Linked DNA regions of Homo sapiens: region 2 is linked to region 1. The links are chromatin loops, found by intact Hi-C in ENCODE. Cell type or tissue: endothelial cell of umbilical vein. All regions are shown on one strand. Links, peaks and the distances in the headings refer to the core of each region. The heading gives the core; the rest is flanking DNA.

Evidence for each region. Hi-C counts contacts between places; a loop is a spot of excess contacts. Peaks named below come from ENCODE experiments on the same cell type or tissue, not always from the same donor. Only the 100,000 strongest peaks of a DNase experiment are listed, where the experiment ranks them.
Region 2: a loop joins it to region 1, with 2.4 times the contacts of the local background. A loop is called at or near these places in 7 of 110 quality-filtered maps.

The regions. Positions count from the first base shown.
Region 1 is chr13:94,307,200-94,314,214 of GRCh38, forward strand. The region is part of intron 6 of GPC6 (glypican 6); the gene reads left to right. Among named protein-coding and RNA genes, the nearest start is that of GPC6-AS1, 120 kb to the left of the region's middle. RefSeq lists an enhancer at 5,060-5,629. In endothelial cell of umbilical vein, for the core only: no CTCF peak of the experiment used is centred there; DNase peaks (open chromatin) are centred at 3,472 and 4,932; H3K27ac peaks cover 3,246 bases.
Region 2 is chr13:94,229,506-94,236,520 of GRCh38, forward strand. All of the region lies in intron 4 of GPC6 (glypican 6), which reads left to right. Among named protein-coding and RNA genes, the nearest start is that of GPC6-AS1, 45 kb to the left of the region's middle. In endothelial cell of umbilical vein, for the core only: no CTCF peak of the experiment used is centred there; no DNase peak of the experiment used is centred there.

The DNA of each region.
Region 1 (7,015 bases), core at 1,367-6,366:
GGTAACTAACTGTTACATTTTGTTATAAATTTATTGCCATTTATTAGCAAATAAAACCTTCTCTCTAGTGTAGATATTTGTAGTTGCTGCAACCTTCTACTTTACCTGGCTTATATCTATTCTTTTTTTTTTCCCTTGAGACGGGGCTTCACTCTGCCCCAGGCTGGAGTGCAGTGTCATGATCATGGCTCACTGCAAACTTGACCTGCTGGGCTCAAGTGATCCTCCTACCTTAGCTTACTGAGTAGCTGAGACCACAGGCATACACCACCATGCCCAGCTTTTTATTTTTTTGTAGAGGCGTGGTTTTGCCATGTTGTCCAGGCTGGTCTCGAACTCTTGAGCTCAAGCAATCCACCTGCCTCGACCTCCCAAAGTGCTGGGATTACAGGCATGAGCCAACGTGCTCAGCGGCTTACATCTATTCTCTATTGCAGTTTCAGGAAAAGTTTAAAAATAGTCACCATTTTTCTTTTAAACAACCAATTAGATTCCACCAAATAACTAGTCAGCTGTTTTAAAGAAATGATGGTTTTCATTAGATTATATTGTTTAAATTTTACTTTACAAATTGCATTGTATATCAAGATCTTTCTAACCAGAGGACAAATGGTGAGTATGGGTTTGGTCCCTTTTTTCCCATTTTTGCTGGCTCTAACTTAGTTATTGGAACAATTCAGTCTTTTCTGAATTTTTGTAAAATCTAATTTAAGAACAGGAGTACAGTGTGAGATGAATAAGTTCTAAAGATCTGAGGTACTACATTGTGCCTGCAGCTAACAATAGTGTATTGTTCACTTAAAAAAAAACTGTTAAGAGGGTAGATGTCATGTTAAGTATCCTTACCACAATAAAATAAGAAGTTTTAAAAGAACTGGGTACATTTTGCACTTAGTTAAAATTGCACTGAATTTGAATAATATAATGATATGTATGGCAACTAATTAATTTTTTCCCTCTGAAACAGAGAAGCCGTTTTCCTTCATCCCCGGGAGAAATAAACACACACCCTTAAACAGGGGAAGTAGAGCAAGAAAAATATGTTTCTAAAGACAATGTTTTTGCAGCTTAGCATAAACTAAGTAAAGCATCAACACTTCGAGAATTTTCTCTGGTGTTTAAAATCTGATGGACATGAAAATTGAGATTTGAACCTTTTATAAAGGAACTTTATTGGTAATGTTCAAAATGCTCTAGCTATAAAGGTCTCGAGAGTATAGACAAGTAGCAAACAGAATGAAAATCTTCTACCTTTTGCACCCCTCAAAAATATATTTTATCCATCTTTTTCTGAAAATGATTGGTAATGGTTAAACGTATCATCACAAGTAAAAGCCAAGGACCAGACTCTGTGCCTAAGTATTTAAATCAATAAGCCAATTTTATTCTAAAACATTCTCAGACAGCATGTAGCATTTACTTCCTCAAAGGTGTGGCTTCAGGCTCTGTAAGTGAAAATTGCAGTTTTACTGATTTTTTTATTAAATTCTGATCCCTTCCCAAATGGTAAGAATTAGTGACGTGTAATGCACAGCCAGCCATAAGCCCACTTTGCTCAGCTCCTGAGAACAAGGCACTGTTTGCGCATCAAACGGAGCTATACCGAGGTTATTCCTGAGAGACACGAGTTAGGTCCAAAGCTAATAACAGAGTCTCAGCAGCCATTGGCTCTCCTGAGGCCTTCGTCCTTTGGGGTTCCAATATAGCTCTGAACACTGGAAAGTTGGGGGAGTTATCCTTGGCCAGACTCCAGTCCAACAGTCAAACACGCTCATCTTTAAGAAGGATGCACTGCGAAACTATCCAGATGGGCCTGTCATCCATTACAGCCTATTTAGGCTGTTTATAAACAAGTCTCATATTACCTACTCCTGTTTTAATTTTCCCTGGAAAAGATGTTTCCTGAATATTTATAAGAAGCATGTGTCTGAGAAAAGGAGGATAATTGGAAAAGATTTCTCTTCATTTCTTGAAGTGTTTCAGCAGAAAAATGCTTCCAAGGACGATATCAAAACACTACTCCAATCACCCCACCCCTTTTGCCAAAATGAAAATAACTATAAAGCACTTGGAGAGTTACTTCTTAGTGCCATTTAAATTAGTACCTGTGGTAATAACTTTGGGCCCTGTTGGTAAATGTTCTTATATCAGTTATTCTAAAGCTATTTTTTTAATGTGAACTGGTCGTTATGGGGTTTGTTTTAAAAATAAAACTACCAACCCCAAGCTGAGTAAACTGCTGCTATACCTTATATAAAATAATTGAAAACAAAACTCTCTCTTAAAAAATACACCAGTTCCATCATTTAACATCTTATTATATTTATAAGGAACTTATAAATTCTTTTGTATCTCTAGGGAACATTTCCATTTGCTCCTCTAAAGTTATATACACATAAGAAGCAGTTGAGGTAGTCAGAAGCTTTCAGACATACTACCCTAAAGTGGTTTGTGTTATCCAAGAATGAGTGAATGTATTTTTATAAATTTAGCTGCTCATGGAAAGCCAACTCATCTGAGTCTATCGCAGTCCCTACCGCCAACAGCCATGATTTGTTGAGGATACTAATGTTATCAACTGCAGTAATTCAGTTAACAGAGTCATCCTACCATCACGTTGCTTTCTTGTCACCAACAAACTCCCCTTAGAAGCCCCTCTGTCCTAGCTGACTATTAATGACTTTCAATCAAACAGGCCAGAGATTATTGTTTGTACTCAGGAAGAGACTGGTTATGTTCCTTTATTCTTAAATGTGTACTCTGCAAATTCTCTTACATAATTTGATGTGAAACTATAATTTTTTAAAAGACGGTTCCAATTCACTGGAAATGTCAAGTATAAAAATAAATCAGCACAAAATAGCTCGATTTTTAAGATCTGAGCATCAAAAGGTATTTCAAATTAGCCTCTGTAAAAGGCAATTAGTTGTACAGCTCAGAAAATTAGAGCACAACATGTTCTACAGCTCACAGACGCACTTGGACAGGGAGTGTCAGTTACTTTATTCCAGCTGATTCATTAGAGTAAAAATGGACTGTGCATGGTGTATCTTAGAGGAATATATTTTATAAAAGTAAATTTAAAAAAAAAGCCAGGTTTGGAAATTAACTCAACAAGTTGGTGATGACTTAGAGCCATAAATCTCCAGTAAGTATTCAACACTGTACTGTGGATGTGGATTTCTCAAATATCCTACTGGTCATTCTGAGGGAATTTGGGGTGGGGATGGGTGGAATGCCAACCAACAAAGCTCAACTTTGTGCCTGTTCTGTGCTATTATGTATAGAATAATCTCTTTTTCTTTTTCCTTTAAATTTGTTTTCCTCTTGCTTCCCAGAGGACTGTGTGGCGGACTATGCAGCATAGTGTAAGCATTGGTCTTATTCTTCCTCTCATTCCCATTTGTCTTTGTACAGTCATTCCGGAGAGTCCCTGAGAAATTCCTCCTCCACTATCCCTTTCCAAATTATCTGGAGTGGATTGAATACTGCACATAGCCAACTTGTTTAGTCATTTCCTCTCTGCTTGTGATTTATGGTTAACAACCATTTTCATATTCTTTTCCAATGGCCAAGTTTTCAATCTAATCTTGGTGGAAGACCAGCTCATCGAATGGCTGATTTAAATTCTGTCCCAATGTTCAGACGATGCGTAGTCCGCCTGGAAAACTAGCTCTTCCCTGTTAGAATATATTGGCCTTTTTCTTCTTGTGCTAATAAGAACAAACCAACATCAGCCCTCATGCATAAGGTGCTAATGTTTCCATTAGCTGAGACATAGAAAATTCAAGGGATTAAAAAATAGGTTGTTTGCTTTTCGTTTTCTACTTGAATTTCCTGATATCTTTCAGAGCATTCAGAGCATTTGGAGAGGGAACATTGGATATTTTTTACTTGAAAGATTACCCCCAATATGGGGCTGAGGACAAGAACACTCAGGCTATCTTACTTGACTATATCAACCAAAATAATCAGTTATCTAATCTGGTTTCCACAATACCATTGCATGCTAATAACACTTTTTTTTTTTTTTGAGATGGAATCTTACTTCTTCCACCTCCCAGGTTCAAGTGATTCACCTGCCTTGGCCTCCCGAGTAGCTGGGATTACAGGTGCACACCACCACACCCAGATAATTTTTGTATTCTTAGTAGAGACGGAGTTTCACCATGTTTTCCAGGCTGGTCTTGAACTTCTGGCATCAAGTGATCCATCCGTCTGGGCCTCCCAAAGTGCTGGGATTACAGGCGAGAGCCACTGTGTCCAGCCCTGATAACACTTCTTAAATACATGCACTCTACATGGTATCATGGACTGAGGAAGGAAGGTGACTCTCACCTGAGGGGCACATACTTATTTGTGCAGCACACCTGTGACATCATAGTGTTAACTGTTTGGCCTTAAATCCAGGCAGTGATAACACAATGTCTAAAATCCCTTCTTTGAAATCATGTTTTTAAAAAGAAATTGTCCCCTGAGTACTATCCCCATTCATTATTCCTGAGATCATATGCCCATATCCATATGCCCTGAGACCAGGGCAATTTGGGTGAAGAAAGTTAGGAGGTAAATCTGGAACAGGAACGCTGCAGAAAGGAAGACCTTGAGAAGGGGACAGGGAAGACAAATAGCTCAAGGGCTCCTGACACTAAGAGGGAAAGGGGAGGGGAAAACATCATGGGTGGGACAAGTCAGGGTTCTGTTCGATTGGTCCCATTGATAACTAAAGTGGCTTCAGTTAAGTCAGTAGTGTCTGCCCTTTCCAACACAATCTCTTGGGAGCTCCAGGTTTTCCTGCAGCTGGTCCAGTTCAGTTTCCTTATCTAATAGTTATCATGACCCTTGTAGCTTTCCTGAAGAGTTATCACTTCCTTGAACATACTGGAATGAATACATATCATAACATCCCTGTGTGTCTGCTGGACTTCCCTACTTGTCCCTATAACCTTATCTAGGCCAAAACAAACAAACAACACAAAAACCAGATGTCTGTTTTGTATATGAATCTTCCAAAAATACACTGTAACTTTTGAAATTCATCGGTAGGTCACTGGTGACAAACATGTTGTTAATATTATTACATACATATTTAAGTACTTACAAAAGATCATCAAGATATGCAACTTTTTTAATTGTTCTGAAACAAAATGGACAAAGCAGCTAACATTCTGGCATTATTTCCTGCCTGATGGTTAGTACCAGTTTCAGTAAAATGCTGGTGATAAAAATGTTCTTCCATGCCTCTTTGGGGCTGTTTTGGTGCGATTTAGAAACTGTTGGTTATAAGAAATCAGGAAACTGTCTGTTGTTCATTTTAAATTGCCATGGCATTTCATTGTCACCTCAAAGGATTCTGCACCCAGCTAAATCCACTAGTTTGCATTTCAAAAGGATGTCAGGCTGTGCTTAAGAAACTGCTTTATTATCTAGACCTTCAGCCACTGTGTTTAGGTGAAACTGATATTTCCCACCTTCCACCCCAACACAGACACACACGAAGACACACACGCACACGCGCACGCACACACACACACACACACACATGCACTCACCCTCAGTCTTCGCTTGGCCTGAACAAAAAAAGTAAAACCTCAATAACAACAGTAAGCTAGATTCTCCACTTTAATTAGTTTTCTAAAGATAAATGGGTCAAGGCCAGATTGGCTTTCAGCCTCCGCTGCAGCTGAATAAATTATGTCCCATTCACCCCAGCAAACAAATGGCTACTGCTTCATCCACTTCAGGTTGTGAACGACCCGGTCTTGCCTGAACCTGCTTTATCTATTTGCTGCGAAACCCCACTGAGACACCCCAGTTTCATTTTCAATGAACCCTTGGTAATAACAGCAGCAAAATGCAGTGAGCTTTCAAAGCAGGGAGAAAATAAAAAAACGTTAAAACCAAACCACCCAACGTATTCTGTCTCGGTTTCTGCTCTTCTCCGGGCAACATCAGCAGCATGTGGTAGCAGAGAGAGCCGCCTGTCACAGGCTTCTTTCCATTTAGGAGGCTGTGATTGATAAGGCCCAAGTGGGGAACATCATAAGACACATATATAAAATGATGGCTTATCTCCAGGATATTCTGCTTATTCCATGGAGTGGAAGGATGCACGAATCTAATTCAATGGTATGCACTGTTGGAAACCTGGATGGAACTCCTGCCCTTATGTGGATTTTTCAGTTCACACCCAATGGGCAGTGAACTATTTTTACATCCCTGAGAAGCTATTCTTTTGGGCATGTGTAAGAATAGTGAAAATAGAAGGCACATAGACCTCTCTTTCAGTCCTGGCAAAGTTGTGTTTAATTGCACAGGGCTGTATACCCTGGGGAGAAGGAAGAGTACACTCACTCTGGCTACGTAACTCCCTGGGAGATACTAAAGCCCAGTCCACATCACTGCTTTAAGACATGTTCAGAGAATCATATGGATTCTGACAACGAAATAATGTTATGCAACATGTTTTGGAAGGGGAACAATTTTGCACAACTTAATATTAAGTGTGAGTTATATTAAATCATATTGGGGGCGATTTGTTAACAAAACTCTTTTCAACTCTGGATTAAACTCTCCTTTATCCTCAGAAACACTTAAGCAAGAGCTTTGGTGACCTCTGTATCATAAAAAATGAAATGTTACACTTTCAGAGCCAAAATAGGGCTATTAGAGATTTTATATCTATTTTATGGCATGTTGATATGCTTATTTTCTGCTTCAGGCTTTAAAATTTCTTTCAGAATTCCTAGACTTCAGCTAAACCCAAATTGATGCATTCGGTAGATATCAATCTATCAATAAATTATTGATTGAGTTATTCTCTGTTGCATAGCACTTAGTAAAACTAGCTGCTATGTACAATCTACATTATAGCATGTTGTTAGTGCTGGCGTCATCAAAAGGCAAGTGACTGTTTAGAAAAGCCGTTACTTTCCAAGTCAGTTAGACATGCTATGTCTTCTCCAGAGAACAGTACATAGTATAGAGGCTCATGGAATATTAATATTAGCATACA
Region 2 (7,015 bases), core at 880-5,879, 78 kb before region 1:
GAAACTACAGAAGCCAAGGAGTATTTTAATTACAAACTCCACTTCAGGAAAAATGCCAGCAACAAGAGTATGGTTGTGCAAGTATTTAGGGTAGGGTAGACTGCTGCATGAAAAACGTTTGCAGTTGGGTGATCTCCCCCTGCTCAATAACACAAGGTTAGAAGGATAGCCTCATTGACTTACAAACAACCAGACCTGTGCAACCTTGCAGTTCCACTGCCATGTGAAAAGCAGAGATAAAAAGAGTGCTGGGATAATCCAGGTTAAAAGACTTGAATAAAAAAGATGACAGTAACTCACAAACAGAAAAGCATGACTCTTCATCCCAACTCACTTGAAAATCAACACTTTCACAGAAGGCCTCCAAGACTGGATGGGATCTGTTTCAGGATACATTTGGTGACAGATATTCTATGACCTTTTGTGTGAGAGAGAAGATGCCCAAGTTACTATCAGTGGGAAATGAACAGGAAGCCAGGGATGGTGTGGTAGCAGGAAAAGAACTTGAGATTTGGAGTTGGGCAGACAGATTCGTGGGCTGATTTTGCCTCTGAGTGGCTAGACAATTTGGGGCAGATTATTTAGTTTGTCTGAACCTCCGTTTTTTTAATGGTAAAACCATACTTTTTCCTCATGGGGTCACTGGAAGATTTAAACAAGTTACCATATGTAAAGACTGAAAACACTCAGTACCTTCCCTTCCTTATCTAGAGAAAAGGAATTCTGGAACTGCTCTTCTTATTTTATGTGTGAGAAAACTGGTGACTAGAAATGCCCAAGTCCTGCTCCAGGTCACATGGCTGGATTCCCTGTGCCCAGGGGAGGGCTTTCCCATGACCTCCACCCAGCCCCACAGTGGATCTCACACAAAGAAATGGGAGAAGAACAGATCTAACTGGGACAATCTGAGGACCCTCCCCACCATTGGTGTTAAGATTATGGACTTGGCCATGAACAGTCCCATCAGTCCCATCCTTGACTCCTGACACGTGTGCCAGAGACACTCTCCTCACACTCTAGCATTCTCCAAGTGATACCTGGACCATCAAGCCAGGAGCCACTAATGATCATCTAATCCAAGAAGGGTATCTCCTCAGAACAAAACCCATCAGTCTCAGTAGCTGGGCATCCCTTGGCTAACTACTTAAATTCCCTTGACCTAAATGATCAGACTCATCTCAGAGGATTGTTGAGAGTGTTGCAAAAAATGTACCTAAAAGTGTTCAGCATACAGCCTAGCGTATAAATGCATAGCAGATAATAAATATTATTTTTTGAACTCTTACCATTATTGGAGATGACAGTAAGAATAGGTAACATGTATGAGTGTACTCTGTGCCAGACATCATAATAAGCATCTTTCACTTCAATCTTTCCAACAAGACAATGAGGAAGGTGTTATTTACTCATTTTTCAGGTGAAGAGTCTGAAGCCAGAAAGGGTCAGGCTTGGGGGAAGGGAGACAGGGAGATTCTTCTGGACATTGCCTGGCACATAAGGTAGCACGTAGCTACATTAAAAAGAATGTACAGAAGCCTAGCTGTGTCTCCATAGCCATGTTGCTAAGACTTTGGCTGAATTGTTCACTACTAGACCCCTAGAGCCTAGCACAAGGTTTGGTGTATACTAGATGTTCTGCAAAGTTTCATTAATTTGTTGAGTGAGAAAATAATAAACACTGCCGTGTTCACATCATTATGTTGACCCAACAGACAATCTCAGGGACCCTTGGGCTGGTGTAGTCAATCACAAGGGCTATTTGTAGAGACAGCTCCCCGCTGTGAAGCCAAGGAGAATCCAACCATGAAGAGAGAGGAAATATTACTAAGCAGAAAATTAAAAACGATCCTATTGGCTGTTGGCCTTGGCACTGTTTCTGAAGAAGCAAGTTCAGAAACATTTGGCAGTCCGTGTCATCGCCTCTCATAAACCCCAAGAATAAGGAAGGCATCAGAAATAAATTTTTATTTTCTGATTAATTTTCTATAGAAAGGTTTTTGCCCACCAACAAGATACAAAGGGCAACTTAAAAGGCATGAGGTTATTAAAAATCAATGCTAAATGTTGTCATCAGAGGGTTTGCTTATTTTGCTGTTATTAAAAATTCACACAAATTGGGCGAAACATTTTCAGCCTGAAAGAGATCTCGGAAAATGGCTTTCTTATCATTAAAATGCAAGCTAAGCAGAGTGATAGCAAATGATCTTTTCCTATGATCAGTTTTTCCTAATCTTGGGGTCAGAAAAATAAATGTCAGAGGAAATAATAGACTTTATTTAATAAAATAAAATAAAAACAAAATGACCTGGCTATTAAAATGAAAACACAAAAAAAATGTCTGCTTGTGACTATGTGAATAACTGAAGCTTCGTTTTAATAAAAATTTTTAAAAAGTTTTTCGACTCTTTTATTCTGATCAAAAAAGAAAAAGAAAAAGAAAAATCCCAAAGGTCCAAATCGCAACTCTATTTATCTATTGTAAACCAACAAGAGCCGACCATGTTGAGAGAGAAGACAGGAGAAGTGTTAGCTGTGGTGAATAGAGAATCCTTTAAAACAACACCGAAAAATATATTTTCTAAGAAAGCAAAGATCTCTGTTGCAGACATGTTTCTTAACCAAGATATAGCAATAGCTTCTTTAAAATCTACTTCTCATGTACTGACTAACCCATTCATTCCTAAAAAGTATTCCTTTCATATGACCATGTTTAGCTTAGTTCTCACTTTAAATTTAAACAAGGACTAATGGTACTCCAAACTATTTGCTTTCTTTCAGTCTAACCCACTCCTTAAGGAAACGAGCAGGAGAGACATGTCCTGCAATGCCATGGCACGTGCGCACACCCCAGAACACGGAGCAGTGCTTTCATGGTCGCCTGCCACGTCACACACTGGCACTGACAGAAATAGTAACAACACACCCTCTTTGAGACAGTGATTGCTTTAGATTTTTATACAACTTGTTTAAATAGAGGAAATCTAAATTTTTACCAAAGCAATTGCCCCCCTTCAGGAGGTGGGTTTTTTTTGGGGGGGTGGGGCAGGGTGTCAAAGAATGTTTAGTTCAGTACCTTTTCTAGAAGCCAGTACAGCTAAATCTATAACTTTCCTATTTTACATATTTGGTAATTAAAAACCAAGTGTGAAGAGCTTATGGATTTTATTCAACGATGACATATTTTTTTAGATTCTGTAATGGCCCATAAATTTGCATTAATGACCACCTGTTCCAGAAACCTTGGAAACAGGAGGCTGGAAGAACATCCGTGAGTTTTTATGTGTCTCGGATACCTGACTCTGGGCCAAGGTGGAGGCCTTGGAGGAGTAGAAAGGACTCTAGTGACTGGCTGATTGTTACCATTTTTGGCCAAAAGAATAAGTCAGGCACCAGAATGTGTAACCAGGTAATGTAATTATGGTTAATGTAAATGTCACATTTTAAATCCTGTAGGAATTCACAATAGTTCAGGTTTTATAACTTTTTTTTTTTTTTTTTTTTTTTTTTGGTGGGACCAGGAAACATGGAACTGACTTGCACGGGAGGTCAGACTGGCTTAATTTGTATTTCCTTTCAAAGTTGTGTGAGATACAAATATGCACCACAATGTACCCATCACTGTCTTCTTAAAAACTTGTAGGGAAACAAAAATATGAGAAATTGCATCATATTTAAAAGCGCTAGAGGAACTGACTGTATAAAGGAAATTTTTTTGGATGGAGAGAATTATGTAAAGCCCAGCTCTAATGTAGATCTAAAAACAAACAAACAACAATAACAACAAAAAAGACAGGCCTAAGAGGTGCTAAAAAATTGGGAGCCATTAATCTTATTGTCAATAAAGAAGTAACTCATAAGCAAATAGCTCCTAATTTATCTCTTTTCTATGTTTAACCCATTAATACCATCCCCCATTATCTGCTCTTTCACTTTTTTGGTTTCAGTTACCCACAGCCAACTATAGCTTGAAAATATTAAATGGAAAATTCCAGAAATAAACAATGCATACGTTTTAAGTTTCCCACTGTTCTGAATATTGCAGTGAAATCTGGCACCATCCCATTCAGTCCCACGAGGGACATGAATCATCTCTTTGTCCAGCGTCTCCACACTGTCTTCCCTCCCCTGGTGTGAGTCACTTGGTAGCCGCCTTGATTTTCAGATTCGTTGTTTTGGTGTTGAGGTGCTTATGTTCAAGGAACCCTTATATTTCTTAATAATGACCCAAAGGTACAAGAGGAGTGATTTTGGTTTATTGTTATAATTGTTGTATTTTATTCTTAGTTCTTGTTGTTAATCTCTTACTGTGCCTAATGTACATATTATACTTTCTCATAGTTATATATGTACAGAAAAAAACATAGCATATATAGGATTTGGTACTATCCACAGTTTCAGGCATATGCTGAGGGTCTTCGAACATACCCCCCAGGGCTAAGGGGGGACTACTGTAACAGTACGTCTTCTAGCAGAGGACTAAATTTTAGAACAACTGGAAGCACTGGCATTTGAAGTATGAGAAATAGTCAGGGCGAGGTGTTTATTTGTAGGGCAGTAACTCTACTAGATCAAAACCATGGCCTACATAATCTTATTTAGTCACACCTCATTTCCCCTGCAATGCTGGGAGACAGAAGAGACATCTGGGGAAACCGAGGCTCAGATAGGTGATTCAAAGCCTAAATGCTAAAGCCAGTATTAAACCTTATTCTAAAAATCATTCCATTTATCCTTCTGAAGTTTCTGTGAGAAAAGGGTAAGGATGTACTGTGAACTCAGAAGTATTCCATGTTTACAGGTATAACTAAATTCATTTTTATTGTATCTGTTGTATTAATACTAGGGTATCAATAGGCACAAAATTCTCATGGAATCAGACACCAGACCACCTCATGATCACTGGAAGATGTTTCTTTTCTACATGTAATACTGAAGCTAAAAATTAGTTTCTGCTACTGAAAATATGTCTCTGTTGAACAAAAGGAGGCCGTTCTTTTGTTTGCTTTTTTTTTTTTTTTGCAATATCACTTTACTGTGACCCAAGAACTTAAAAAAACAAGTTAATATTATCTTGTCATTCTGATATGTCCAGATAGTTAGATCTCTTTAAAGAACTTCTTGGACCCTTAAAGCTTGTTTTATGAACTATGGAATAAAAATTCTGGTATTGACCTATTAACTCTTTTTTTCCAGTGTTTCAGGAAGTTTCTCTTCCTCCCAGGAATTAACAGGCTATCAACCAGACGCAATAGAAATAAGGATTTTGTGGACAAAAGCTGTGTGTTTTAAAAGTCAGCATATACCACAACATAGATAAATCTTGAGGGCATTATTCTAAGTGATATAAGCAAATCACAAAAAGACAAATACTGCATAATTCCACTTATATGAGTTATGTAAAGTAGTCAAACTCATAGAGACAGTCAAATGGTAGTTGCCAGGAGGTTGGGGAAAAGGGAAATGAGTTGTTCAATGCATAGAGCCTTTTAGTCATGCAAGATGGAAAGTTCTAGAGATCTGTACAGCAATGTGCATAGAGTTAACAAGGCTGTACTGTATGCTTAAAATTGTTAAGGGAGTAAATTTACGTTGGATATTTTTCACCACAATAAGTTAAAAAAAGAAAGACAGCATGATAAATCCTCAGGATACCTGGGCACACCTTCTGAGAACAATGTTGAACTGGAGATCAAAGAGTGAGCTATAAAGCACTACACTCCAGTGGTTCTGATATTTCAAGACCATTTTGAACTCACATCAGGTATAATGAACCAAGGACGGAATTTTTTAACAATCTCTGGGAGCGTCTCTCACAGTTCAACAGGACATTTCAGAATATCCATTCCACAAGCATTCTCCAAAAAAAAGAAAAAAGTACTAACTTTGATTTGTTGCTAAATGCCTACCATCCTCATTGAGCGGCCTTACTTTACCAGGGCCAATTGATCCCTAAGGCTCTGCAGTGTTCCTAGGGAACCTTGATAAACATTATTACCTTGAGCCACAGGGGACATACAAATGAGAAACACTAATTTCTATTTGCAAGAAACTCTGATTAGCAAATGAGGTAGTAGAGTACACATGGATATTTCCTGATTATTTCTCTACCCTATGCCAAAAAATTTTCTGGGACACCAAGACTCAAAAACTTAAATTTACATATTCAAGCTCTCTGAAAAATGTTATACAGCATCCTACCTCCTAATGATTCTTTGAAAATCTACACTGGTCCTTCAACTCTTTGGGTAAAATTGAATCCTTGGGAGAAAGCAGTGATAGTGGCACACAATCATATTAAAACATGTAGAACCAGTCAATTAGTTGCAGATTTGAGATGTTAATAAGATCAGAGATTCGCTGAGAATATTGAAGCTAGAAGACACCTTTGAGGTCACCTTGTCCAATGTCTCCATTACACAGGTGACGAAACTGAGACCCTGAGAACTCTTCTTGTCCAGTATTAATAACAACTAAAGAAGGGATTAATTTCTGCCAAAGTGTTTACGTTAGCTCAACTGTAGTAGCCCCTGGCTGCTTCTTATTAAACTATTAGTTTGGCCTGAAATTTTTCTTGGTTCCTGTTTATGGGGGAGTTTAATAACTGCTATCTGCAGTAATAAGAGATATAATAATGTTTATCTTCTTATTTCCTCTGAGGATCTTGGAATGTGTTTCATCATTAATTAAAGAATCCTCTGAGTCCCCCTATTAGATAAATATTATTAGCCCCATTTATAAAGAAAATGAAATTCTGAGAGATTAGTTGACGGAGCAGCAGCATACCCTGAGTTAATGTTTACAGTGGATGTTCTATAAACCTGTAATCAGCAGGAACTTTGTGATTTCCTCTGCAAGTATTTTAGTCCTTGAACTAAAACTCAGAAGTCGATATTCAGCTATTGCTTTGGACAAGAATTGTGTTAAGAGACAGGAACTAAATATTAAGACTAGGGGGCTTCCAGGTGTATGAGACAGTGCCTGTTTTCAGAACATGTAGAGACATCAAGACAATTGC